Linked DNA regions of Homo sapiens: all the other regions are linked to region 3. A link is an interaction called in ENCODE POLR2A ChIA-PET data of the cell type or tissue named here. Cell type or tissue: MCF 10A. All regions are shown on one strand.

Region 1 (8,000 bases), 100 kb before region 3:
TTATTAACCTCCAATGGTAATATAAAAATATACTGGGTTTTTTTGGTTTTGTTTTGTTTTTTTTTGTTTTTTGGTGGGTGTTATTGTTGTTTTACATATCGGGACATAGGGAGCTTGTATCTTTTTAAAGGCTGCATTGTATTCCATTGTATGACTATACCATAACTTTTTTTTTTTTTTTTTTTTTTTGAGACGGAGTCTCGCTCTGTCGCCCAGGCGGAGTGCAGTGGCGGGATCTCGGCTCACTGCAAGCTCCGCCTCCCGGGTTCACGCCATTCTCCTGACTCAGCCTCCCAAGTAGCTGGGACTACAGGCGCCCGCCACTATGCCCGGCTAATTTTTTTGTATTTTTAGTAGAGACGGGGTTTCACCGTTTTAGCCGGGATGGTCTCGATCTCCTGACCTCGTGATCCGCCCGCCTCGGCCTCCCAAAGTGCTGGGATTACAGGCATGAGCCACCGCGCCCGGCCAACCATAACTTTTTAAAAACAGGTTTCCAAACTTTTGGTATTATAGATAATGGTGCAACAAATAATCTTTTTTTAATTTTTTTCCTTTTTTAATTTTTTATTTTTATTATACTTTAAGTTCTAGGATATATGTGCAGAACGTGCAGGTTTGTTATATAGGTATACATGTGCCATGGTGGTTTGCTGCACCCATCAACCCGTCATCTAGGTTTTAAGCCCCGCATGCTTAGGTATTTGCCCTAATGCTCTCCCTTCCGTTGACCCCTACCCCACCGACAGGCCCCAGTTTGTGATGTTCCCCTCCTTGTGCCCATGTGTTCTCATTGTTCAACTCCCATTTATGAGTGAGAACATGTGGTGTTTGGTTTTCTGTTCCTGTACTAGTTTGCTGAGAATGATGGTTTCTAGCTTCATCCATGTCCCTGCAAAGGACATGACCTCATTCTTTTTTGTGGCTGCACAGTATTCCATGGAGTATATGTGCCACATTTTCTTAATCCAGTCTATCATTGATCGGCATTTGGGTTGGTTCCAAGTCTTTGCTATTGTGAAGAGTGTCACAACAAACATACGTCTGCATGTGTCCTATAGTAGAATGATTTATAATCCTTTGGGTATATACCCAGTAATGGGATTGCTGGGTCAAAGTGTATTTCTGGTTCTAGATCCTTGAGGAATTGCCACACTGTCTTCCACAATTGTTGAACTACTTTACACTCCCACCAACAGTGTAAAAGTGTTCCTATTTCTCCACATCCTCTCCAGCATCTGTTGTTTCTTGACTTTTTAATGATCTCCATTTTAACTGGTGTGAGATGGTATCTCATTGTGGTTTTGATATGCACTTCTCTAATCAGCAGTGATGATGAGCATTTTTTCTTGTGTCTGTTGGTCGCATAAATGTCTTGTTTTGAGAAGTGTCTGCTCATATCCTTCGCCCACTTTTTGATGGGGTTGTTTTTTTTTTCCTGTAAATTTGTTTAAGTTCTTTGTAGATTCTGGATATTAGCCCTTTGTCAGGTGAGTGGATTGCAACAATTTTCTCCTATTCCGTAGACTGCCTGTTCACTCTGATGCTAGTTTCTTTTGCTGTGCAGAAGCTCTTTAGTTTAATTAGATCCCATTTGTCAATTTTGGCTTTTGTTGCCATTGCTTTTGGTGTTTTAGTCATGAAGTCTTTGCCCATGCCTATGTCCTGAGTGGTATTGCCTAGGTTTTCTTCTAAGGCAAGGCAAATAATCGTATACATGTCATTTTGCACCTGTATGAACACACCTGTAAGATAAATTTCTTAAAGTGGAATGCTAGATTAGAGGTATATGGATCTGTATTTTTTTATCCATTGTGCCACGTTGCCCTCCACAATATGTGTGTAGTACATAATTTTTAAATGACTACATATTATTCTATGGTAGGGATTGCTGTAATTTGTTTAATTTATCTCTCATTTGTGAACACTGTAATCATTTCTCTATCCCACATTTATTTAGCTCTCAAAGCTATGCTATTTTATTGTACAATGACTAAACTACTCAACATGAGAGATTTGGGAGGATCTTTGTGGTCAGCTTATTATTCTTTTCATTACCACAACAACAGCACTACAAACTCTTTTTCTAAGTGTTTCTCCATCTATGATCTCACTTTTGTGGCTAGACCTCACCTCTAGCCCCTGGGAATTTCTTCTGTGAACGCAGCAGGATGACATCCCTCAAGTCAAATTCCAAAGCCTTAAAGTAGATCAGCAGATCAGGGCCCCCTAATGACTGATTACACACAGCTCTGACCCCACACTTAGCCCCGAGCTTGTTGTTTTCTGCAGCCTTTTATCCCTTCATTTTGAAGATGAGTCCATCTCTTCCCCAGTGAGAAAGCAAACAGTGGAGAGGGAGAGTGTGATGCACTTCCCCCAGGCCATGCAGAGGGCAGCATGCTCTGATCTCTGCCTTGCCTTATTTGCAAATACCTTTCCCTAGTACTAGAAGATTGAAGAGAAAGGTAGGAATGGTAACAGCTCTGGCACCTGGAAACTGCAGGTTGATCTGTACAAGCACAATATAAGTAGTTTTTGCTGAGCATCTCCAGCTTGTCATATTTTAGTTACTACTCTAGCCTCAAACTTGAATGGTTTGATACTGTTTGCCAAAGAGTTTGCAAATATTTAGAGGTTCTCAGAGATGGTGGTCTTGGGATGGAGACAATTCTCAGAAAAGAGTGCTGCAATTCCGGACATGATGGCCTTTGCTCATTAATCTACTTGGCTTCTCTAGCATGAATCCCATTAGGAATCAGAGTGAGATTGAGGGGCTATCGGAAATTAAGCCGGGCCCGGTGGCTCACGCCTGTAATCCCAGCACTTTGGGAGGCCGAGGCGGGCGGATCACCTGAGGTTGGGAGTTCGAGACCACCCTGACCAACATGGAGAAACCCCGTCTCTACTAAAAATACAAAATTAGCCAAGTGTGGTGGCACATGCCTGTAATCCCAGCTGTTCAGGAGGCTAAGGCAGGAGAATTGCTTGAACCCAGTAGGCGGAGTTTGCGGTGAGCTGGAGATCGCGCCGTTGCACTCCAGCCTCGGCAACAAGAGCGAAACTCCGTCTGAAAAAAAAAAGAAATTACTAGGCCCAGAGACCCATGAATATTTAAATCCTGCCAAAGAATAAATAGAAAAGGAAGGCATATACTGAAGGAAGGTTAGCAAAGGGAAACAAACTAACACAATAAATGTGCTTTTGACTTCCAACCCCAATAGAGACAACTCACATAAATTTGTCTACAGTGAAGCCTCTTCTAACCCACCTTCCTCCATCCAAAGATCCCAAGCCACAGTTCCAATTGGCCACAAAATGACCATGGGGGATAAAGGGGGAATAGAAAGATGTGACTGTGACTTAAACTTCTGTGAACATAGACCCTGGACCTTACCACTTTAGCAGCTTGGAAGGAAGATGAGAGAACACTCCTGTGGATGTGATATTGAGGGAAAGTGTGTTGCAAGCAGAGGAAAACGTAAGTGCACTGAGGCAGGAGCATGCTTGGCATGCCCAAGGGTCATCTCCTGATTCTTGGCTTTTATTTACTGTTTAATCTGTAACTCTGACAAGTGTTTTGTGTATCAACTGACAGCTAGAGATGTGATACTTTTAAACATTGTGACTTTCATTCCTTGGCTGTACTGGGCAATATTATATTCAGAAACAGAAACTTTGTTTGTTGACATAAAGTTATTCCCTACTGGCACTTAACATTCTGAAAATCAGTGATGTCACTCTTTTCCTAATCAACATTTATGATGGTGGTATGGTTGGGGGGACCTTGTAAAGACAGATTATAAAGAGAAGTGATATGAATAATACTGGCAATAAATTAAACGCTTTTATTGGAAGACTTCATTTGGATTCATAGTTTGTACAAATGATTCATAATTTACCATGTGCTTTCTGATCATTCCATGAACCATGAGGAATGCTTAAGACTGCCCCCACTCTGATTGTGGAAGAAAAGATAAGCTATACCTAGAGGTCTAAGTTAATAGCACCTCGGTAAAACTTGATCTGTATGGCAGTTGACCCAATCATTTGGAAGTAGTTTTGGTGCCCAGTTTGGTGGATTTTTCCTGGTTTCCATGAGGTTCAGACATCTAGAGCTATTTATCCCAGGAAACTACAGCTAGATTCATTCTCTTATGAGGCTGTTTTCACATTTCTCAAAAGTAGTTTATTCCACAAACATCAGAGGGCAGCATTTGATAGGGATTCCAAAAAGACAGAAAAGCTTGTCCACATCGGACCTGCTTGCATGCTCCACTGGGCTATGCTTTTCTCTCTCCTCTTTCCTGGTTCCATTTCTGTTTTCAAGCCAGGAAATGCCTTCACCTGTGGCTTTCCAGAAACCACTGCTCCCTTCTTCCTCATGGGACACGGTGAACTGGCTGAGGTACATGGTAGATTAGTGCTCCGCCTCCCTTCTCCCTCCTTCTTGGATGCTTTCTTGTACTACACAGGCTGGAAAGCCAAAAATTCCATGTCCTGATTTTCTTATAGTGAAGGTTCCAGATGTGGGAACCTCAGTCCATGATGAAGATCTGACAAAATCTCAGCCAACCCAACGGGGAGCTCCAGAGCAAAGATTGCTCATTAAAGAAACCCACAGAAATGGCCAGGCCCTAGTGTCCTTACTGTGCTCAGTCACTGGGTGGGGGTTACCTTGGAAGAATGCAGATTCGGCTTGAAAGTGAAGGCAGATCATGAATTCATTAACAGCTGAGGCTGCCAGCAAGTTCTTCCTTCAAGGGTGTTATGAGCAGTAAACCTCCATGGTTGCCACAATCCACCCTTGTGCTGTGTGGCTTCGTATCACCATATACACTTGCAGAGCAGCTTCTTTGGGGTCCCAGTGAGCCTCTCTTCCTAAGGGGAAACTGAGAAGAGGGAGCTTAGGGGCTCCAATTGGTATTCACTATCCCCACCTTCCCCACCCAATGTCCATTCTAAATTCCCTGCTTCCTCAGCTACCACCTCCGTGGCTTACCTACTGAGCTGACTCTAACTCCCATTCCTGAGGGGTCTGGACCCCTGATAATCACACTTTTCTCAGATCAGGATGGCTGCACTTGTCCATTCACAGTCACATCTGGATAAAGGAGTAACAGGAAGTGCCCCTGCAGATCACCTGAGTTCTGTAAATGTTCCTCTCAATTGTATAAGAAAGAGGTGTAAGCCTCACCTTTTTCTGCTGGTCAGGGCCAATGACACCTTTCAGGACAATGACTCCTGTTCTTGCCTGCTGGTCCTGAATATAAAGAGCCAAAGTGCCCAGAGGGCAGCTGAGGCTGGTAGTTTAATGGAAATCTTGCTGTGTCCCTTGGCAAGGGTGTGTCCCCTTTTGGAACTGGGACCTCTAATCCTGCAGAGCCCAGAGTTAAAGGGACAAAAAGAAAAGCCCCCTAGTGGGTCATTGAAAATGATGTTAGGTAGGGCCACTTGTGCTTCTATACCTTGGTTCCTACTGGAGACCCAGCAGCATATGGAGGTGTCTGATTCAGTATGTATACTTCATCCTATTGGATGCCTATGAGTTAGTGTTTCAGCTGTGCCTTTTTCAGAGTGTTGCCTGTGAGTTAGTGTTTCAGTTGTTTCTTTCCAGCAAATCATTTCATTACTCTAATAGGCTGGTAGTGTCTGGATGGGGCAGTATGTGATATGACCATTGGGTCTCCTGGTTATGGCTCTCACTCTCATACCTCCTTCTCTCCCATACCTTCAGTGGGTTCTCTGATCAGATGCTGTATTGTCTAGGATTCTATGACTATGGATCAGGCATTCCATAGCCAGACCCTCCAAATCTGATAAAATCCCATGCAGCTATCTTCTACTGTGATGCAGTAACAGAGAGACCCAATTAATTAATTTTATTGATGTAGATCCTGTAAAAATACAACTTAAGAGTGCAATTGGTACAAAGATAGAAACAAATCTACACATACTAGTCACCTAACTTATGACAAAAATGACACTGCTGTGCAGTGAGTGGTAATAGATGATTATGTTAATAAATGGTGCTGGTTGGGCAGGTGGTATGGCCCACACCTGTAATCCCAGCACTGTGGGAGGCCAAGGTGGGAGTATCACTTGAGGCCAGGAGTTTGAGATCAGCCCAGGGAACAAAGTGAGACCCTATGTCTACCAAAAAATGTTTAAAAATTAGATGGACATGGTGGCACACACTTGTAATACCAGCTACTTGAGACTGCAGTGAGCTATGATCATGCCACTGCACTCCAGCCTGGGAAACACAGTGAAACCTTGTCTCTAAAAAATAAATGCATACATACATACATACATACATAAAAATAAATTATGCTGGGCTGGGAGCAGTGGCTCATGCCTGTAATCCCAGCACTTTGTGAGGCCAAGGCAGGTGGATCACCTGAGGTCAGGAGTTCAAGACCAGCCTGACCAACATGGCGAAACCGCGTCTCTACTGAAAATACAAAAATTAGCCGGGCGTGGTGGTGGGCACCTGTAATCCCAGATACTTGGGAGGCTGAGGCAGGAGAATTGCTTGAACCTGGCAGAGGTTGCAGTGAGCCAAGATCGCACCATTGCACTCCAGAGCCTGGGCAATAGAGTGAGACTCTGTCTCAAAAAAAAAAAAAAAAAAAAAAAGGATGCTGGGCAACTGGATATCCACATGGAAAAAATGTATCTTGATCTTGAGCCTTCCTTACACTAAACTAAAAAAATAAATCCAGCTGGATTGTTGATCTAAATGTGAATGGTAAGACAATAAAGCTTTAGGAGAAAACAGAAAATTTCTGATACCTTGGAGTATGCAAAGATTTCTTAAAAAGACAACAAAGTACTTACCAAAAAGGAATATACTTATGAATTGGAGTTTAATAAAATTGAGAACTTATGTTTATCAAACAAACAAACCACATGGAATGTCAAAAGGCAAGCCAGGTCTAGGAGAAAATATTTGCAATGGCACCTGCTTAACAAAGGACTCCTACCCATTTATATAAAATTCTCTTATTTTCTTACAAATAAGAAAAAGAGATAACCCAACAAAAAGAGCAACAAGCAAGATTTAACAGGTGCTTTACCAAAGAGGATATCATTCATTTAATTCATTTGTTTCTGTTTATTTTCTTTTGTTTATTTACTTTTTATTTTTTATTATACTTTAAGTTCTATGGTACATATGCACAACGTACAGGTTTGTCACATATGTATACATGTGCCAAGTTGGTGTTACTGTACCTGTTAGCTCGTCATTTACATTAGGTACTTTTTTTTAAAATTATACTTTAAGTTCTAAGGTACATGTGCACAGCGTGCAGGTTAGTCACATATGTATACATGTGCCATATTGGTGTGCTGCACCCGTTGACTCGTCATTTACATTAGGTATTTCTCCTAATGCTATCCCTCCCTGCTCCCCCCACTCCACGACAGGCCCTGGTGTATGATGTTCCCCACCCTGTGTCCAAGTGTTCTCATTGTTCAATTCCCACCTATGAGTGAGAACATGTGGTGTTTGGTTTTCTCTTCTTGCGATAGTTTGCTCAGAATGATGGTTTCCAGCTTCATCCATGTCCCTACAAAGGACATAAACTCATCCTTTTTTATGGCTGCATAGTATTCCATGGTGTATATGTGCCACATTTTCTTAATCCAGTCTATCATTGATGGACATTTGGGTTGGTTGCAAGTCTTTGCTGTTGTGAACAGTGCCACAATAAACATACATGTGCAAGTGTCTTTATAGCAGCATGATTTATAATCCTTTGGGTATATACCCAGTAATGGGATTGCTGGGTCAAATGGTACTTCTAGTTCTAGATCCTTGAGGAATTGCCACACTGTCTTCCACAATGGTTGAACTAGTTTATAGTCCCATCAACAGTGTAAAAGTGTTCCTATTTCTCTGTGTCCTCTCCAGCACCTGTTGTTTCCTGACTTTTTAATGATTGTCATTCTAACTGGTGTGAGATGGTATCTCATTGTGGTTTTGATTTGCATTT
Region 2 (8,000 bases), 78 kb before region 3:
GTGAGACTCCATCTCAAAAAAAAAAAAAAAAAAAGATGATGCTACAAGCTACCTTAGATACTTAAAGTATTACATAGTACACAATAGATTCTCAAAAATGTCAGTTGTAATAATAATTTCATTATCTTATATTCATTCCTTTTGCTCTCATCAAGGTTCAAAAGGACATCCAAATGTGTGTTTGTTTAGAGTTTATCTTAGGGATTCCACCTCCCTAATATGTCTGTGAACCAAGGAATAGAATAACAGTAATAATTCCTCTCATTTTGTAGAAAAGAAACTAGAGCAGCTTATTGTTTAGCTCCATGAGGACCATTAAGCACTGGGACTCATTTTTATTCTCAAAGACTCCCAGGTGAAAAAGACCTGGAAATCATCTGTTAGTTCAGGTTGAGTCTGATTTCTGATTCACATCTGCAACACTCTTGGTGAGACACGAGCAAGCCTAAGGATGGATAGCAAAACCCACAATACCCATGCCATCACGCCTCTTTCAAGGTCTCATGTAAATATTATTAATTTTTTTAACTTGTCCAAGTTCACAAAGCTAACTCTTTTTTAATGATATTTATTTTACTGCTGAGCCCTGATGGGCCTCAGAATCCTTTTCAACAAATTCTGGAAGCAGCTAATACTAAACAATTTGATCTGTCACATTGAGTTGAAATCTATGTGCTGTTCTGACCCAGCCTCTAGCCGAGAGCTAGCCAAAGGCTGGGAATGCATTTCTACTTGCAAGAGCTAGTTTCATCTCTGGAAAAACATGCTGTCTCATTTCACTTTTTAATTCCCCCAAAATATATGCATAAATGCTTAATAAAGATTTTTATAATGAATGAATAAATAAATAACTAAAGGAAAGATTTACAGAAGTGTTTCATAACTTGCCTCAGATCTCCTGGAAAATGTGTTGGTTCATCAGACATTTACTGAGAACCTATTATGTTAAGTACCATTTATGTGAGGTGATCAGGAAAGTCTGCAATGATATGACTTTTTAAGTTATGGTGAAATATACGTAACATAAAATTGACCAGTTTAACCATTTGAAAGGTACAGTTCAGTGGCATTAAGTACAATCTCACTGTTATGCAACCATCGTCCACATCCATCTCCAGAACTTATTCACGATCATAAACTGAAACTCTCAACTCATTAAACCCAAATCATCCACTATTCCATCCCCCCATCCCCTGGCAACCACTGTTCTACTTTCTGTATCTATGAATTTGACTACTCTAAGAACCTCATACGTGAATTCATGCAATATTTATCCTTTTGTTTCTGGCTTATTTTACTCAGGATAATGTCTTCAAAAGTTCATCCATATTGTAGCACATACGAGAAGATGACTTTTTAAAAAGTTTTTAATTAAAACATAACATAAAAAGTGAAAAGTGCATAACTTGCTCACAACCTGAACACATCAGGGTAAGTAGTGTCTACATAAGAAATGGAAAGTTACTAGAAGGGCAGAAGACCTCCCCATACTCCACTCCTAACCCCCGAGAATAATCTCTATCCTGACTTCTAACAGCGTAATTTTGCCTAGTTTTTAACTTTACGTAAATTAAAGCATACAGTATTTTTTTTCTATTTGCTTTTTTTGCTCAATATAATGTTTGTGGTATTCATCCATATTGTTGTGTGTAGTTATATTTCTTTCATTCTCATTGCTATACAGTATGTTATCATGTAAATATGCCACAATTTATATATCATTATATTGTTGATGGAGACTCAGGCAGTTTCTGGTTTTTTGTTAATATCAATAGTCTTGCTATGGCTAGGCATGGTGGCTCACACTTGTAATCTCAGCACTTTGGGAGGCGGAGGTGGGTGGTTCACTTGAGGCCAGGAGTTTGAGACCAGCCTGGGCAATATAGGGAGACCCTGTATCTACAAAAAATTAAAAAATTGGCCAGGTGGGCCAGGCATGGTGGCTCACACCTGTGATCCCAGCACTTTAGGAGGCTGAGGTGGGCGGATCACAAGGTCAAGAGATCAAGACCATCCTGGCCAACATGGTGAAACCCTGTCTCTACTGAAAATACAAAAATTAGCTGGGTGTGGTGGTGGGCGCCTATAGTCCCAGCTACTAGGGAGGCTGAGGCAGGAGAATCTCTTGAACCCTGGAGGAGGAGGTTGCACTGAGCCAAGATTGCGCCACTGCACTCCAGCCTGGCAACAGAGTGAGACTCCATCTCAAAAAAAAAAAAAAAATTAGCCAGTTGTGGTGGTGCACAGCTGTAGTCCTAACTACTTGGGAGACTGAAGCAGGAGGATTGCTTGAGCCCAAGAGTTTGAGACTGCAGCAAGCTGTGATTGTGCCACTGTGCTCCAGCCTGGGCAACAGAGGAAGACTCTGTCTCTATAAATAAATAAATAAATAAATAAATAGTACTGCTATGAACATTCCTGTACATGCCTTTTGGTAAACATATGAATGGATTTCTATTATATATATTATGTATATGCTATATGAATATATCATATAAATGTATATATGCATATATATATATTCAGAATTAAAAATGCTGGGTCACAGAGTATGCCTATATTAAGCTTTAATAGCTTTTCAATGTGGTTTACCATTTAGAAAGGGTCATTTAAGCTGTGGCCTGAAAAACGAAATGGAATGGAAGCTGCATTGAGATTTCCACACTAACATCTCCCTACTGCTATGACAAAAATGTGACCTTTTATAAAGTGGTTAGAGTCAAATGGGAGAAGTCCTTTGCCTCTTTTTTGCTGTGGTCTCCCAGTACACTTTAGTGTGAGGAGCCTCTGTCATTTTGGTCAGACCCAGGGAGTCAAGAGATGATGACTGATGACTCAGCCTCCTCAGCTCGGCTTCCCAGAGCTCCACTCACCACATCAGTGAGCCTGGCATGCAGGGGGAGACATAAACACAACCATGGTGTTGATATCAATCCTAGCAGAGATGTCACAAGCCAAGGTCTGGGAAGAGGAAGAATGAATCAGGATAAAACTTCAGTGGAAAAAAGACCAAGTGAGAGACTTAAAAGTCACGACTAAAGAATTGTGTAAGTAACAGTGGCAAATGACAACAAAAGGCCTCTACAGCTAAAATAATCAGTGGTACCTGTTTCAGATCCCCAGGCTTCTCTGTTTTTGGGAGGTCTTAGGATGCAGGGCTTTGCCAATTGTGTGGCCTGGGATGACAGCCAATTGATGGAAGCTGGAATTCAGGGCTTTCTTCTCAACAGAAGTTAAAGAAGGCAAAAAAAAAAAAAAAAACCCAAACAAAAAATCTGGCCACAAGTGATGTCTATCAGTGTTGTGTGGGTGTGAGAGCCTGCCCCTTTGTCTTAATAGAGAATAGAAACATACCTGAGGAGGAGCCCCAAAGGCCTGATAGGAATGGGTCATTTTGAGAAAAAGTTTCCAATGGGAAAGATAAAAATCTAGTTGTTTTGCCCTTCAATGTTTTAGAGTTTCCTCAGAGCACAGAGAAATCTTAGTTTGCTTCTCCTTAAGGTACTGCTCATAAAGTCCCGTCTTTTAAAGAAAAGGAACAGAGTGAAAAATGATTGATGCATCAAAGTGAAGTTTCCTTTTCCAAACATGTGTCCGTAAGTTGCTGATCTGGGGTCCCTTCAGAATTGCATGCTGTGTCTTTAACCCATTTCCTGTTTGGAAAAAAATGTGGCTCACTGCCAGCACAGTGTTCTTGGGGCAAACGGGAAGTGGCTTTAGGTAGCCAGACAGGTATGCAACAAACTACCTTTCATAACAATGCCTCAGGCCAGAAGGGATTGGGTCTCATGCCAAAAATATCTTTTGATTATCTTTCTTTAGTACGTACAAAAATTGAGACTTAAAAAGTATTTCAGGGCCACCATTTTAAATTTCAGTCGAATGTTCATGTTACTGATTAGAGTTGTGTCTGTAAAAAGTATTAAAGATTGAAGTGTGTTTCTATTCTGTAACAGTTGCATATGTGTGTATTCTAACAGAATTTCTTGTATGAAATAATTGTCTTTCATTTATTTGTTTCTCTTAAGAGTTCTCAAGGAAAATACAAGTTAAATTAGTTAAGAAAATTCTGATTGGTTGGGTTTCACCTACCTGCAATATTGATTTCTCTATATATATGGATAAAAGAAGTCAATTTAAATATGTTGACCCATGTGGTCCAGTTTATATGACATTCAAATAAACACAACTTTGAACACCAAGACTAATTGGAAAATAATTCAAATATTTACCAGGGACTCTTGAAGAATGTCAGAAGAATATCTAGCAGACATCCTAACAATTATTTCTGCATCTTTCTTTCTATTTCCCATCACTCTGAAGTTTTTTTTCAAAGACTTGCTCAACTCACAAAATCTCTTTCTCATCCCTGCATTGCACTCAGGGTTCTGGTCTTTTTCCTCCCTCTCTCCCAACAAAACACAAAAATAAATAAATTTGTCTCTTTATAAGATTGAAAAAAAAAATCCCAGTCTGTATCTTATCTTCCAGTTATCAGATCTTTCTACCCATTGGCCTGATTAGCTTCACAGAGTCCTGGAGACAAGCTAGCAGTCACAGAGAGGGAAGATTGTGAACCCTTATACATTCATGCTTATGGTCCCAGTTGCACAATAATTTTAAATACAATTCATACAACAGGCTATTTCCCAGTCACTAAATGACAAAACTTTCTTTGCAATAAGAGGCAAGGCCAACAGTGACCAAAATTCACATTTTTGAAGACTGGAGAAAGGCATGAGGGAAGAGGTGAAATGTGGTATAAAATGAATAACATCTTTGAGCAGAGGCGGCATTCTGCCTTAGACCCTCCTCTTCCCCTCCTCTCATGACATCACACGTGCCGATGCTTTTCCCTAGAAGCCCTATTTCTTGAAATCTGAGACCATAACCCAACAAATCATTCCCTTGAAAGTTTACTTACTTTTTGATGGTTATTTGATATGAAGAAGAAATCGAAAAGAGAGCAGAACTTCAAGGTTGAATTTGGCCATTTCCATGCTAATTCATATTGGTGCCTGAGAGTGTCCTCATTAGGATCTCATTTCTCTGTTAATGTCAAACAGTATCTGATCTCTGCCTATCCAAGGGCTGGTATGGGCTTAATGCCAGCATTTAATGCTGGAATCTAAAGCTGGGACAGGTAAGGTGCTTCGCCTGCAGCATCCAAAGATCAGAGCAGGCAGAGAGGAAGTCTAGGAGCATACACAGTAAAAACGTATAAATAATATGATTTGATAAGATACAAGCACAATAAAAAGTTAGAAAAGAAAAATACTAAATACACGTTAAATGTATACATGCTGAAGAGATTGCCAGATAAGAGTGTTTACATAGCGTAGTGGAACAAGTGAAGAAATGTTTCCTTAGAGAATAATATATTAAGAAAATGTCCATGTCACCTGTATTGGTTCAGAAAGAGTTATTTTTGAAAGCACCTGGTTGTCTTAGGATTAAACTGCCTAGCCCTTAGGGAAGGAGACAAGGGCCTGTTCATTCATTCATTAACTCATAATATATTAAAATTGTGCTTGCTATATACTAAGCACAGTATTAGGCACTAGAAATAGGGTATGGACTATGACCAACATGTTGCTTATCCTCTTGGAGCTTACAATATAACAGGGAAGATAGACCTTGGAAAGGTTATTACTCATTCAGACAATGAATGTGTGCAAAGACAGTGATGATGGAGAAATGCATGGTGCTATTGAAGGCATTATGGAAGAATATGACCAAAAAAGAGGACAGGGTCGCTTTCTTATCAGTGAATATCAGCTGAGCAATTCAGGTGCCACTGCTTCCACCTCTGGGCATGGGCTTTCTCCCTTGCTTGGAAAGAATACATTAACATCAGATTAAGCAAAGAGCTCATAAAATGCATGATGGCACACTGACCAATCAAAACATACCAAGCATTCTTTTCCAGAGGATTGGGAAAGAGATTCATTTTGAAATAATTAGCTGGCAATAGGTTCAACATGAAAAAAATAAACATTAAGCCATAATTATTTTTCAACAGAACTGGAGACTTATTCATCTACTTTCTGAAATTGTATATCTATTTCATAGCACTGGAAGCTCAATACTATGTTTAATGTTCTGAGGGTAAAAACACGATGTCTGTTTTATTTCACAACATGAATTGAAAGCGTTTGTGGGACAGGATGTTGTTTTGGTTCAATAGGTTGTTCAAGATTCCTTAGGAGTTTTATCCAGTAACTGCTTTCAGCTTTAAGAAATTAATGTTTCCATTTGGTTTTCAGATCCAAAAACTGCATAAGCAGATTTTTCTGTTTTTGATGCCTTATCCAATTGCTAGTGTGGTTTAAGGTAATCAATCATATAACTGAGAGTTAAAGAACTCTGGCTAAGAGTTTTTACACAAATAAAACTTGCATTGGTTTGATTGTGGATGGTGCTTGTTCAAGGACTGTAGGAATAGGTTGTAGTCAAACCTCAGAAATGTTCCAGATTTGCAGCCCATGCACTGGTTGGGAAGGCCATACCTTATGGTTCAGGTAAGATACAGGCAGGGCTCGTGCTAGGAAATGAGAATACCTGATGGGAACAATAAAGTTACTGATTCTCTTGGCTGCCCAGCAAGTCTCTACCTGTCCCTCATGAATCTTTCTGCCAAATTCCAGAAGGAAAAACTCTCTTTCTCTGGGATATCCAGGGAAGATGGAGGTTCCTTTCCAGCCTTCCTTTCATCACAAATTTACTAGTCATATACTGTGGCAGGCACTAACAGCACAAAGACATAAGATTATAATCCCAAAGAGCTCACTGTCTAATAAAGGAAAATTAGCATAAATAAAATACTTGCAATGCAGTATAAGTACAATGCTAGGAACATTCATGTTATATTTTCAACCAGGAGACAATGCAATTAGCAGTATCAGGATTCAGGAGAGAGAAGTGTGGCAAAGAATACTGCATAGAAGTGAACAACAAAGTGGGGAAGGGAAGGAAACCCTTCCCCAGGGTTTGTATTTAGGAATACAATGAAATTAGTCAAGGTGGTCACAGCCTATCTTCTTTCAGGACCCTTTTCCCCTTCATAGGTCTATCATGCCTATCTTCCAGTGCTCAATACTTTCCTGTTGCCCTCTAGAGGCCCAGAGTTCACCACTCTGGAGTCCTATCTACCTTGATCTGCCCTTACTCGGACCAGTATTGTCACCTGTTCTGATCTTTCTCCAAAATTTTATGCTGACTCACTGTATTAGTTTCCTTTTGTTGTGGTAACAATTACCATTAATGTAGGGCTTAAAACAGCACAATTTTTTTATCTCATTGTTTTGAAGGTCAGAAGTCTGAAATTATATCATTGGGATAAAAACCACGGTGTCGGCACAGCTGCATTCCTTTCTGGAAACTCAAGGGGAATCTATTTTCTTGTCTTTTCTAGCTCCTAGAGGCTGCCCACATTCTTTGGCTTGTGGCCCCCTCCCATCTTCAAAGCCAGCGATAGCCAGTCAAGTCCTTCTCACATTGTGTCCCCCTAGCTTTGCTTTTGCCATCACATTTTACCCTGACTCTTACACTCCCACTTCCTCTTTCACCAAGCACCCTGTGATGACATTGGGCCCAGCTGGATAATCCCGGATACTCTCTCTCTCTCTCTTTTACAGTCAGCTCATTAATAACCTCAATTCCATCTGCAACCTTAATTCTCACAGTTTCTGGGGATTAGAATGTGGTCATCTCTGGGGGTGACTGTTATTCTGCCTACTGCACCCACCTTCAATTCTACTATCAATCAAAATTTACTTGTATGTTCTTCAATGACTCCTCATTAGCTAAAAAGTGAACCTAATAATTGAACCCAAACAGAAGGTGTTAAACGGAAATATGTAGGACCTGTCCCTACTTATTCTCCTGTCCCTGTTTACATATCATGAGTCAAGCATGGTTCTCTTCTATCTGAACCCAAATGAGCCTTCAGAATCCTTTTTCACATCCTGGCAACCACTTCCTTATGACTCTCTGTGATC
Region 3 (8,000 bases):
TAGTTCATCCAATGGGGGAATGCATACTGCCCCCTTCTGCTACAGTGTCTTTACTTGTGCTAATCTTATTGAGAGCCAATATAACTTATTGGCTAAGCATAAAGCACCTGAAGCCTAATTTTCAAGAGACTGCCTGGGTTCAAATTCTTATTCTTCAACTTAGTCGTGCAACCTTGAGCAAGTCATTTTACCTTTTGTGCCTCAGTTTCCTCAACTCTAAAATGAGGATAATTGTAGTATCTACCTTCAGGGATGTTACTATGATCAGATGATCATTTGCAGGGATGGCTCTTCCTTCCCTTGCCTAGTTAACTTCTCTTCCAACGTCTGTTCTGAGTTAGAGTCACTGTTTCGAGAAGCCTTCACTGACCTCTCTGACTGAATCCAATTACTCTATCATAGGTTTTCTCATATCTTGAGTCTCTTGTTTGTAATGCTTACTGCGGGCATGATTTTATATTTGTGATTTATTTTTTGGTCAGTATTCCTTCTCATTAGAATTTCAGCTCCAGGAGGGAGTACAGGGATGTGTCTGTCTTTGCTTACTATTCCTTGGGCTTAACAGTGCCAAGTACATAGTAGGGTCCCAATAAATATTTGTTGATAGAAAAACACAGTAAATGTCCCTGATGGAAAACAGTGGGAATGCTCCTACATAAACCCTTTGGGTGCTGAAACTAGTGCCTTGGATAGAAATTAACAGTAATTAACAAGTTTATAAAAGGAACACATGGTGGTGAATCAGAGCAGTTAAGTGTGCAGATGCTCTCAGTTCTTCAGGAGGTGACTCTGGGCAGGAGGGGTCTCCGCTCAAAAAGGTAAGACTTTATATAAAGACCCACAGACCTGGGTCTGATTAATTGGCTGTATTATCTGCTGCTGGACAACCTTAGTCAAGTTACTTTATTTCCCACGGTCTCAGTTTCCTCATCTGTACCCATCACAGGGTCAATTCCTGTTAACTAGGCAGCTGAACCTGAAATAATTTTGATTTACCTTCAGCATATTCCATGATTATCCAGAGGCCTGTGCCAGTGATATGGCTCTTCCTACATGTGAGCCAGGCAGCCTCCTTCTGTGGCGCAGTGACAAACTGCTATCCCCATCATTCCTCCCCGCAAGTCTTTGTACTTTGGGTCATAAAATAATAGGCTATGAATCTGTGTGAACTGGGAAAACAGAGTTCCAAGGGCACACCCAGTACGAGCGAGTCTCCTCTTCCCCCGCGCTTCATATCCAAGCTTGACAGAGGCCGTGGGTGGGCTGGCCCTCGGCAGTGAGGCTCAGAGGTTACTGGCCGTCATCTGTCAGAGACTGACCTTGAAAACAGAGAAAAGCCCTCAGTCCCTGACAAGACAGCCCTGCCCACGTGCCAGCTGGATCCAGCTCGCCAACACAGCGATCTCCGAGCCCCTTTTCTACTTAAAAAAAAAAAAAAGTCTGCTGAGTCCATTCCTTGAGAATCACAGAGAAAACAATTCCTTCCTTACTCCATTCAAGAAAAAAAAAAATTCCCTTTCTCAGAATAAAAAGAGTAAGCCTCTTGTCCACCTCTCGTGCAGCGGGCCACTTTGCTGGGAGGAGACGAGGTGTCTGGGTTTGAGCCCTTCCTGGAGGTATGAACTACATGCGAGCCACGTCCATGGCGATGCCTGCGAAAGACGGGCATGATTTCTTCTCCAAGCCTTCTTTTTCCTCTTCCTCACGTTCGAGCTTGTGGAACCAACTGGGGCTGTGAGTTTCAGGGTGTAGGGTATGTATGTAAACAGCGGAATTGTGTATGCGCTTAGTGTGCGTTCAGGACTCTGCTGTGCTTGAACTTGGCGTGTTTGTGTTTGTGTGTTTGGAGGATTATGAGAGCATGTAGGGGGAAGAGATTTGTATGTGTAAGTGCAGAAAAGTAGTAGTGTGTGTGATGTGTGTGTGTAGACAGGAATTACGTGGATACTCCATGTGCGTTCAGGAGTGTGTGTGTTTGAGGAGCTATGAAAGTGCATGTATGGAAAGGATTTATACGTGTAAGTGCAGAAAGTGGCAGTGTGTACGTGGTGTGTGTGTGCGCGCGCGAGTGTGTGAGCGCCAGGGGCCGCCCGCCCGCCGCGGCTCCCCGTGGGCTGGCCGGGCCAATGAGCGCGCGGCTGTAGGGGCGGCGGGCGGGGAGGGGGCGCCGAGCCCTGCGGATGGAGGCGCGGGCAGCGCGGCGCGCTCATTCCGCGCGGGCGTTGCTGGCGGGGGGCGGCGCAGCCACTGGACCCGGACCGGGGCCGCGACCCGGGGTGGCGGGTGGCGTGGGCGGCGCCCGGGGCTGGGATGCGCCGGGGGCTCAGTGGCGGCGGCGGCGTTGGCGGTGGCGTCGGCGGCTGCAGGGGGACGAGCTAGCGCCGCGGCGCTGGGAGCCAGTTGAGCCCGGCCGGCGAGCGGAGGCGGCAGCGCAGGCAGAGCGGCGGCGGCAGCGGGAGCCCGAGCGCTGCGCGCCCACCATGGCCGCCCAGGGAGAGCCCGGCTACCTGGCGGCGCAGTCGGACCCCGGCTCCAACAGCGAGCGCAGCACCGACTCCCCAGTGCCCGGCTCCGAGGACGACTTGGTCGCCGGGGCGACCCTGCACAGCCCGGAGTGGAGCGAGGAGCGCTTCCGCGTGGACAGGAAGAAACTTGAGGCCATGTTACAAGGTAGGCATCCCTCGTGTTCTCGGACTCTCCGACTGAGCCTCTAACTCCTTTTCGGACATCCCCACCGCGCGCTCCGGCGCCCGCTACTCCAGCCTACGGCCGGCCGGTTTAGCTCCAGGCCCGCTCCCCCGCGGAGCCGGAGGACACCCAGGGACTGGAGACTTCGCGGGACTCCCCACCCTTCCACGCCTCTCAGATTTCCAGGCGCTGGGGGCCCTGTGCGAACTTGACTGGCTTCAGAAAAGCCGAAGGCCGAGTTTGTACTGGCGCGCCCAAGTTGCGTTCTGGACTTTGGAGATGCCAACTTTAGCCCGGACACCTGGGCTGTGCCATCCGGACCACTCGGGCCGCACAGAGTATGCGTGACCCTCCCCATTCCCTGGCAGCCTCGAGTTCTGTCTCTCTCCGTCTGTTTCACTCTCTCCCCTTGTCAGTATCCACTTCCTCCAGCTGAGGGGCCTTGTCTCACTATTGGGAAACGCTCTGCAGATGTCAAGGCTTAAGACAGGAGCTCCCGCCCCCACCCCTGTGGTCAAGGAGGGCCAGGATCGGGGTGAGCAGCCAAAGCGAGGGGGGAGTGTGGAGGCAGTGCTGCTGTGTTTGAGGACAGTGTTCATCTCTTGACAGGCTTATAAAACACATCTTGAGTTACATTCAGTCCATAAAAATCTTCCTATGCTATGGGTGTCTGACTTTGTCTTTCACAACTTAGAATTATTTTTAACTCTTTAATTTCTTTGGGACTTTCCCAGGTAGAAAATCTTCAACCATACTGGACCGAAAACAGATTCTGATTTATAATACGAGTGTTGGAGTGAACGTCAAAACGTCCAAGGTCATTTTGACCTTTCTTAAAACAGATAATTACTAGCCTACCTGTAGCCACCGATGTGGCTCATTTCCCACATCCAAAGAGAGAAATGAGTTAGTTTGAATGACTGTTATTCTTAAAATACGTGTACGGGACCAGGCGTTAGTCTCACTTAGGGCGCTGGTGAAGATTCATTCAGTAGCTAGTGTTCTTTTATCATGGAGGAGTTTGGAGTTTTTCAAACGTTATTTGTGGCTTTATGCATAACTTACTTTGACTTTATCAGTCAATGCATCGCAGTATGGGAATGATTTAGCCCTCTGTGGAAATGCAGTGGCTTTTTAGAACAATTAAGCAGGTTATTTTAAGAGAGAACAACATGTTTTCCAAAACAATAACTTGGTGGAAACAAATAGCAAGAGTGTTTGGCAGACGTTTTTTGGATGTGCTACAGGCTTTCCTCCCTTGTTGCTTATTTTTATTGACAAACATCCCTAATGTGTGTCATGTCTTTCTCTGTCTCTCCCCTTCCCTCTCTTTTTTTCTCAAATTATGTAACTTTTGAGGACAGTTACTTCTGTGATAAACTCTTCAAGTAAGACCGTTATAAGATAGATTTGGAAATTAAAGCCCCAGTTGCATTTCAGTAACTCATTTCAGTTATTTCGTCTGTTCTGTGGTTCTTTTTGCCTAGTTTATGATTATAAAACAAAATATTAAATTTATGTCAGGCATATATTGTGAGATCGTTTGGAATGAACTGATAGTAGCACATACTCATCCTTTTCAACCAGCTTTCAGTTTTCTACATTAGTTTGGAGTGATATGAAAGAATGATCTGTTTCACCTGCGCACAAACAAGTAAGGACAGTGATGTTAGCTTCTGGGAAGTTCAAGTGTATAACCTGAGCTTTAGAAGTGAATTTCCTTTTTTGATTTAATTCATTTTCACTTCGAATAAAATGAAATTTTGAGGAGACTTTTTGAAAATTTGAAGGCTCTTTTGTATTAATAGATGTGATACTACGATCTGAGACGGTTTGAAATTGCTTTGCAGTAATAGTTTCTTTTACAGAAAGTCTTAACATCTCTTGAACAACCGATATACAGTCATGCAGTCCATGCTTAAGGACTACGACTGGGATACCTTGTTAGAAATGTGTCCTTAGGCATTTTCATTGTGCAAACATCATGGAGTGTAGTTACACAAACCTAGGTTGTGTAGCCTGCTACACCTACTACCTAAGCTATATGGTATAGTCTATTGCTCCTAGGCTACAAATAATGTTACTAGGCTACAAGGCGTGTTACTATACCCAATACTGTAGACAGTTGTGGCACAGTGGTATTTGTGTATCTAAATATATCTAAACATTGGAAAGGTAATGTGTTATGTTACTATGGCTATGACATCACTAGGCGATAGGAATTTTTCAGCTTCTTTATAATCTTACGGGACCATTGTAGTGTATGTGGTTAGTTGTTGACCAAAACACAAGTGTGAGCACTGGGATCACTAATACCTGGGTTCAAAACTCTGTAGGATCTCAGGAAAGTTGCTAGGCCTCTCTTTGCCTTCAGTTTGCCCATCTGTAAAATGGAGCTGATACTAGGACCTTTTAGGTTTTGGGAGAATCGAAAGAGATAATGCCTAACAAGCTAACATTTGCCCACAGTGTTTGGTCAATGATAAGAACTTAATGAATATCTGTTGTTATTATTAATAATAAATATTGCATCATGGATTAAAAGGATTTCCAGTGCCTACCACAATGTATGAAATATAGTATATACTTAATAAATAGTTGGGGAACAAAATAATTTTGCAGGTTCATAATTGCAGAAGTAAAATAGAAACTAAAGAAGTAAGTCTATCAAGTCAATAAGCATTCTAATATTGTTAGATATTCTTGGGTGGAAAGCTTTTTATTTGAAAAGTGCCAAGTAAGTAAAGTCTGTATTTGAGTTTTCAATTATTGTGAATTTGGGTGTGCTATTTTTCTATTTACAATTGACTTAAAATAGGTACAGGTTTCCAATTTAAATCAGGATAAATAAGATTATCTGCCTTTAAGTATTCAGAGTGCAAATTGGTGATTATAATGCTTGGAATTTGTTTCCAGAGAGACTGTCCTGGGGGCAAGTTAATCTTTAATGAGTTGTATTTTTATTAGTAGATAAATTCTTCTACGCAATGGACCAAAAATTCAGTGAGGTTAATATATGGGCAATAGGGTAGTAGTCAAATAAATGAAATACCATTCTTAGATGATCATTAAAACTTAAAAGAATTGTTGCAGATAAAAACCACCAGGCCAACAATGTAGGGAAATATCACTCTTTTTTCATGGTTTTTTACTGGCAGGTTGGGGTCTAATTACTACTTCGAAACAACCATGCAGAGTATCTGATGTTTTTGCTGTAAGTGAAGATTATCAGTTTTATTAGTTTACAGTTTTATAAATGGAAATTTATTTTCAAGTTTAGGTTTTTGATGGGTGTGGTAAGTCTTGGAATGAATACCATAGACAGCATTTTTAATGATAAAGAAAATCCTTATATAATTTCTTTATTTAATACTGATCTTCAAATGTAAATTTCATGCATCATGTGAAATAATAGTATTGATTTATGTAAGCCAATTAAATTTTAGTTAAATTAACTCAAAGTTATAAGTTACATATCATAACTCACATTAACTCAACTGAGTTATCAGGGAGGAAAGGGAGGAGAGTGTTATAGCAGGAAGTCTGGGAGAAAGTAAGAAATAATTGAGTCAAGAGAATCAGAGATACAGTCTTGGTGTTTGCCAGAGTACTGAGGCAATCACAGGATTCCTATATTAATACTTTTCTTTTTTAAAGTATTTTTCTTTGTAAAAACATATATGTGTACTATAAAATTAAAAATTCCCATATATAACACAGCACTTCAAATTATTATTTAAAAAAAATTTCCCATATAAAATTCAGAAGCATAGGTATTTTCAAAGTTTGGGAATCCCTTCTTTCAGTAGAGAAAATGGTAAGTGTTAAAAAGTGGGACCTGTGGTGGGGAGGAATGGCCTATTTTCATGAAAGGAGATTGACATCTGGTGGGATTTTATGATACTGCTGCCAAAGACTTTAAGAACCATGTTGCATTTTTGCAGTGATAGGCAGAACTGGGGTCATTTGCTACTGCTCGGTTGAGTAGCAGAGTTAGCCACTGAAACAGAGGTTGTTGTACATCATTGATTAACAGTAGGAGCAGCAACTATGTTATCTCTTTAATTCAGCAAACTTTAGTGGATTTTTAAAATGATTTGATGAACAGATAATAATTTAGACTTTTTTCATGAGAGCGGGAAGAAATATGAAGCCAAAAATGTGTGAAAATGGGGGAGTACTGAAAGTGAAGATAAAGAGTAAAGCTTAAATAAACAGAGTTTTCTAGCTAATGCTTGATCAAGGCTAATAAACAGCAAAAACAAATCAAATACATTTATGAGCTTAGAGATTAATAGCACAGGGCTGTGGGCCAAATCTAGATTTGAATCTTGATGCTACATTTTAATAGGGAGCTTGGGAGAATCCATCACTTGGCGACCTCATTTCTCAAATGGGGCAGTTAATGGTAGTACTTACCTCCTGAGGTAGTTTTGAAAATGAAGAGGAAAAAGGTGTATGTAAGTCATCCCAGTGCTGGCAACATAGGAAGTGCTGAATAAGCTAATAACAATATTCACAGTAAATCATTATGTATAAAATGCACTTTCTTATATTGATCATGAAAATCAAGTATATTGGAAACTTTAGTTTGGTCTTAAATTATCTTACGATTAATGAACATGCACAGCTATCTAAATATTATTATTGGCCTCCCTGGTAGCTTGCCATGTGTTGAGTATACTTGTAAAGGTGGGTGGGTAAATACTAAGTAAAGCTCCATTAGACATGAGTGTGGAGTTCTAGATTTTGCTCAGGACGAGAGGGCTTTTCACCCTTTTTAGTTGTAAATTGTTCTTGCTTTGAGTATTTTTCATTATTTGACTGGTCCTGAGCCATTCATTTCTAGTATGGTTTACTAAAGACTAGCAGCGAAATCAGTTAATCTCTCTTCTGGTTGTAAGTTGCTCTGAATTTGAGTCATTCATTGGTGTGTAGAAAGAAGGTTTTTTGAAGAAAATACTCTGCCTGGGTTAACATGTTTCATTTGCTCACCTGTAAAATGGGGATAATAATAGTCCTACTTTACGGTGATATTGTGAATGCTGAGTGTGAGAATGTATGTAATATGCTTAGTTCAGTGCCAGGTTGATGGTGCTTAATAAACATCAGTTCAGATGCAGCAGTACTGTCTCACATGATGGATAAAGATTTCAAAACACTAGAAAGCAAATACTTGCCAAGTCTTTTTTTCTTTTTTCTTCTAATTGCATGTGAATCCTTTGTGTATGTGTGTGTTGGGGGGGGGGGGGTGTGTTTGATGTGTTTTAGTGAAAGTCTTCCTCAAAAAATTAGAAAAGTTTGTTATGACA

Evidence for each region. Peaks named below come from ENCODE experiments on the same cell type or tissue, not always from the same donor. Only the 100,000 strongest peaks of a DNase experiment are listed, where the experiment ranks them.
Region 1: POLR2A ChIA-PET joins it to region 3 with 16 read pairs; 3 of 35 experiments call an interaction of 5 or more read pairs at or near these places.
Region 2: POLR2A ChIA-PET joins it to region 3 with 10 read pairs; 6 of 35 experiments call an interaction of 5 or more read pairs at or near these places.

The regions. Positions count from the first base shown.
Region 1 is chr10:58,410,516-58,418,515 of GRCh38, forward strand. No RefSeq gene overlaps it. Among named protein-coding and RNA genes, the nearest start is that of TFAM, 29 kb to the left of the region's middle. In MCF 10A, a CTCF peak has its summit at 4,214 (motif pointing right); a DNase peak (open chromatin) is centred at 4,246.
Region 2 is chr10:58,432,611-58,440,610 of GRCh38, forward strand. LOC105378316 (a long non-coding RNA gene) reads left to right here and starts at 1,316. Exons shown (of 5, transcript XR_945984.3): 1 at 1,316-1,431. In MCF 10A, no CTCF peak of the experiment used is centred here; DNase peaks (open chromatin) are centred at 2,891, 3,711, 5,901 and 6,571.
Region 3 is chr10:58,510,664-58,518,663 of GRCh38, forward strand. It overlaps BICC1 (BicC family RNA binding protein 1), which reads left to right and starts at 2,209. Exons shown (of 21, transcript NM_001080512.3): 1 at 2,209-2,670. The coding sequence starts at 2,481. It overlaps LOC124902427 (a long non-coding RNA gene), which reads right to left and starts at 1,389. Exons shown (of 2, transcript XR_007062147.1): 1 at 997-1,389. In MCF 10A, no CTCF peak of the experiment used is centred here; a DNase peak (open chromatin) is centred at 3,158.